Regions from separate parts of the Mus musculus genome. Here region 2 is linked to region 1. A link is a loop called in an ENCODE intact Hi-C map of the cell type or tissue named here. Cell type or tissue: left cerebral cortex. All regions are shown on one strand.

What was found. Peaks named below come from ENCODE experiments on the same cell type or tissue, not always from the same donor. Only the 100,000 strongest peaks of a DNase experiment are listed, where the experiment ranks them.
Region 2: a loop joins it to region 1, with 2.4 times the contacts of the local background. A loop is called at or near these places in 16 of 42 quality-filtered maps.

The regions. Positions count from the first base shown.
Region 1 is chr6:108,657,981-108,660,480 of GRCm38, forward strand. The region is part of intron 1 of 0610040F04Rik (RIKEN cDNA 0610040F04 gene); the gene reads right to left. Among named protein-coding and RNA genes, the nearest start is that of Bhlhe40, 1.4 kb to the right of the region's middle. In left cerebral cortex, a CTCF peak has its summit at 1,358; DNase peaks (open chromatin) are centred at 1,120, 1,540 and 2,082; H3K4me3 peaks cover 2,118 bases; H3K27ac peaks cover 2,426 bases.
Region 2 is chr6:108,576,020-108,578,519 of GRCm38, forward strand. 0610040F04Rik (RIKEN cDNA 0610040F04 gene) reads right to left here. Exons shown (of 7, transcript NR_104577.1): 6 at 2,497-2,500; 7 at 1,017-1,993. Among named protein-coding and RNA genes, the nearest start is that of Gm44040, 42 kb to the left of the region's middle. In left cerebral cortex, no CTCF peak of the experiment used is centred here; a DNase peak (open chromatin) is centred at 1,243.

The DNA of each region.
Region 1 (2,500 bases):
GAAAGTTACTGATTAAATGATTTTAAGGATGTTATTTTCCTGAACCATGAACCATGCAGGCAAAATTGCAGAGATTAACTCCTGGGGGGAAGGGGCCGGGGACACAAGAGAGGACATATCCTCCTTTCTCTGACAGAGGGTATTTCCTAGTGGAACTGTAGTTTTGGCGCAACCATGACAACGCTTCCCCCTTAGAGTCACAGGAAGGTGGCAGCCCTTCCTCACTCCCACCCTACCTCAAGAGTGCCAGGACACATCCAAACCTCTGGTCCTGCTGCTCACCTCCTGGCAGGAAGGTGGGAGCATTCATTCCCTCCAGGGAGATTGATTATAACCTGTCAGCCAAACTATGTCTGTCTGGGGAGGAGGGATGGATCTCTAAGCCCCAAAGTGAGGTCAGCCAGTGAACAGTTAGAAAAGCAATCATTTCTCACACTTACTAATGGGTTTGACGCTTGTGAAACATAAACAGGAAGTAGAAGCTTGAGCGACCTGAAGGAAATGCACTCCCAGTTTGATCAACATGCGAATCCCAGTCCTCCAGGTCGTCAGAACACTGACAATGACGACTGACCCACCAAACTGCGCCCAGTTCTAGCAGTGACCTCATTTTCCCCCAATTTCCCAGCCAGGTCACTCCGCAGCGGGTTGACTGACCCTAAGCACGGTAGGGAAGGTTAACAGTCATCTCTCAACTCTCCGAACTTGCAGGGCAGGGGAGCGCAGAGGTCAGTGAAATCCCCAGCCAGGCCTTATTTTAGTCATGAATTTCCACTGGCCCCTTGCTGTGTGTCAGCGCCGCTCACAGCGCCGCAGGTTCTGCGTTTCAGATGCTTTCCCAGCTCCGGGCTGTTAGAAGGTCAAAGAGACCAGATTTTTCCAATGCAGGTCGGTGGGGGTGGGGCCGGGCGGCCTCCGCGAGATTGAAGAGAGCTGGGGCCCCTGGTGCTGCCCCTTTGTGCCCCGCGCACCGGCCTGTGGGTTAACCCCTACTACCTAAACCTCTTGGTTAGTATTAAATGAAAACTTTCTCATCTTATATTCCCTGCCAGTGGCCCTGTTAGACTTTCTGCTGAAGGCGGTCTTCTGGTTGGCCTCGTTGGCTCCTTCCCAAAGGTCCTTGTAAATTCAAGGTCAAAATCCGTGTTTGCCACCTCCACTGTCTCCAGCCGCGAGCTCGACTGGGTAAAGGGCTCAGTGAACTTGTGCTGCATAAATGTGGAGATTTCACTGTGATCAACCAAGAGGATGGGGCGGGAGGAGGGACCCGGGCGGGGGGGGGGGTCCTGCTTTCTCCTCTCTCTCTCCTGTCCTGGAATAGACTGCAAACAGCGCCACCCAAGTTCCTGGTTAGCAGCGGGATCCCATGCAGATCCCTTGCAGCCCGGTGCGCGGGGGTCTAGGCTTGGAAGCCAGCGCGGAGAGGCTTGCAAGTGAGCCGAGCTCCGGCCCGCGTCCGGGCCACGTGAAGCGTCACGCCCCGCGCTGCTGCAGGGCAGGCGCCGTCGCCGCGGTTGTGTAACGCTGCAGCCGGAGGGGAGGCGACCCGGACGCCTCTGCATCGGAGGGGGCAGAGGAGGGAGGGAACGCCGGGCACTGTGCCCGGTATCTTTCTGTGCTTGACTAGCCAGGGTGGGTGGGGGCAGTGAGGCACCCTGAAAGGCGGGAGGAGATGGGTGCGCGCCAGTCGGGTGCCAGGCCACCCGCAGGCTGCGCCTGGGACCTGAGCTCCCGGGAGAGTCCGGGGTGGGGGTGGGGGGAGGGGGTCGGCACGGCTCACACGGTCCACGGTCAGGTGCGCGCGGCGTGCTCGGCGGCGGCCTCGGCTGCCCTAGCTCCTGGCCACCAGCCCGCTTCCCATGGGGTGACATCCGCCCCGCCCTCGGTCCCTCCCCAAGGCGGGCAATTCCTGGACACTGAGGCTGAGCGCTGGGGGGGGGGGGGGGGGGGGGGCTGGGAAGCCAGGACGGAAAGAAACCCCAGCCTCTGGAGAAGGCTAAGGGGGGCCGACGACTCCCTCAGCTGCGCACCGGTTCCTAGGAGCGGGCCAGGCGGGGGAGGAGGAAGAAGGCTGGGCTGGAGCGACCAAGGGGATATTCCTCTCCCGGCTTGAGTCAGACGCGGGCGGAATCCGTCCTCCCCCGTTCCCTCCCAGGAGACGGGAACTTACTTCATTTCCCTGGGGCAGGTTCGCCCACGTTACCAACTCTTCCCCCCCCCCCTCCAGCTCCCCGGTTCCTTCCAGCTTCCGTGCCCCCCACCCAGCTGGGCAGGACTCTGGCTGCGCTGCCACCCCCTCTTTCGGGGAAAGGAGGCCGCAGCCGCAGACACCTGGGGGCCCGAGGTTTGGAGGGGGGGGGGGCACTTCGCAGCCGCCAGAGCGTTGTCCAACACGTGAGGCTCATGTGATGAAGCCGGGGGAGGGCGGGCAGGTCGCTCCTTCCCTCCCCGGCAGCGGCCAGACGTGCTTGGAGTCACAGGGTAGAACACGTAGCTTCTA
Region 2 (2,500 bases), 82 kb before region 1:
TTGCTTCCAAGCACCTGGCAGCTCACAATCATTTGTAACTCCAGGTCTAGATGATCAGCCCCGTCCTCTTTGTGACCTCTGCAGGCTTTGTCTGTGCATGCTACATATGCATACATACGGTTAGGCCCAAGGGAACACTAGACAAATGATTAACTGTGGTATCTACTAGCATAGCAAAGTGTCTGTTTGGTGTTCTAGACTCAGCACCTGTGGCTCCTCTCAGCACTTCTCCCCTAAACTTCTCAGCCCACGGGTTTTGCTCCCCTCCTATATAACTATTCTCTTTCCTCTATAATTGCCATTTTGGCCATGTGTTCTCTTCGTCCTTCTCGCCTTGTGGTTCTAGTTTGCCCTCATGGCTCCTCTCTTGGTTCTCTCTCTCTCTCTCTCTCTCTCTCTCTCTCTCTCTCTCTCTCTCTCTTTCTCCTCATGGCCGAGTTCAGTCTGGACTCTTCCAGTTGCCTTTGACTGTACTCTCCCTTATAGGTACACCACTAAAAATACTTCTCTTCAACCATACCTTGGAGTGGTCATGTCTTCATTATCATTCGCATACAGGCAAAGTATTTATACATATGAATAAGAATCTTTTAAAAAATTTTAATGCCAGGCATAACAGTACATGTCTGTATTCCCAACAAAGTGGGGGGGCAGGGGTGGTGCTCTTCCCAACTCTTGACGCAAAGCCTGGTCCTGGAAACCTGATTAGAGCCATCCAGGGAATGAAGAAAGGCGAGACCACACAGACACATGTACTGAAAAGCTGGGGTCAGGTGGGCCGATCATAATCTGATAGGGTGGCACCAACCATTCACAACAACCTAGAACCTCAGTAATTTTATTATGCACAGCAAAGGTGGTGGAGTTAGCTAGTCTCTGTAGGAGGTCTCTGTAGGGAGAAAGCCAACATTGACCCCTGGTCTTTACATGTGTGAGCACATCACATCACATACACACACACACACACACACACACACACACACATACACACACAAACTTTATGTAAATACTATGTGTGTAATAGTTATATTTTATTATTTGAGGAAGAATGACAATACATATCCACGAGTTCAGTACAGACACATCTTTCGCAGGTATCTTTCATGTGTTCTTGGTTGAATCCATGCCCTCAGAATCCTTGGATATCAAGACTACAGGCATCGTGCTTCTTTTCCCAAGTACTTTGCAATCTGGGCCGGGCTCCATGGAGACAGGTGGTCCTGCCCTCCACGCAGCATCAGCTGGGGCTGGCTCAAAGACTGGAGGGTGGAATAATTTGAAGGCTGTCTGCCTCATGTCTGGAGGTTGGGAGTTGGGGGAAAGAAAACTAAAACAGGTCGGGCTAGGATGGCAGAGCTACTGGGAGAGCTTTCCATAGGACATCTCCAGGAGCCCTGGCAATACTCAAGAGAAACCACACTAATTGCTATGACTTGCACTTGACAAATCATAAGATCTCCTTTCTGCCCTGTCATTGGTCTGTCCATATCCAAGAAAATGGAGTGCAAGCTACCGCTTAAGAAAGGAGGGCCGTCTCATACAGCTAGAACTGTGGAGGAGCGGGATTAGACCAGTCATATCTGCAATGCAAAACCCTGCGTCACCCAGGTTCCAAACTCTATGTGTGAATTTCATGCTAGGAATTCGAAACTTGATAAGAAGGGCCAGAGAGTCAGCCCAGCAGGTAAAAGTGCTTTTCCTGCCTGCACGCCTCAAAAATCCCCAACACATGATGGAAGGAGAGGCCCAATTTCCCAACACTTGTCCTCTAAAATCCATGCCCTCACTACAGCATCCATTCACATGTGTGCCTGCACACATACACTCCTGATGGGAGAGATGAGGAGGTACCTCAGTTGGCAGAGTGTCTAGGATGCACAAAGCCTTCTTTGGTCATCAGCACAACATAACCAGATGTGGTGGTGCACATCTATAATCCCCACACTTGGGAGTGTTAGCAGGAAGTTTGATGCTACTTAGATAATAGCAGGCTCTGTCTCAAAACAAACAAATAAAACGCTTGATAGGAAAACTAATTACAGGAACTTTGAGTAAAATAATAAAAGTGCAGTTTCAGCACTTGAGGATGTGAGCTCCGTTCCCTCCAAAGTGCCTTGGTTTAGGCCTCGAATTCAATCGCCCTTTCCCCTTTAAGCCAAGTTAGAACTCGAGTGCAAACTGTGAATGGTCTGTCATTACATACTACATTTCTGTAAACCCCTCTCTCCTTAAAGTGCGTGTGCGTTTACTAACATATATGTCTGTGCACTGTTTGCGTGCCTGGTCTGCATAAAGACCAGAAGAGGATACTGGGTCCCCTAGGCCTGGAGTTACAGACGTCTGTGGTGGGAATCAAACCCAGGCACTCTGAAAGAACAGCTGGGGCTTTTAACCATGAAGTCATCTTTCCAACCCCAAAATCCTCTCTTCAGAAAGACTTCAAGTCATTGGCGTGACATGTTTTTACCTTTTTACCTTTATTGGGGGAAAGGATACATGA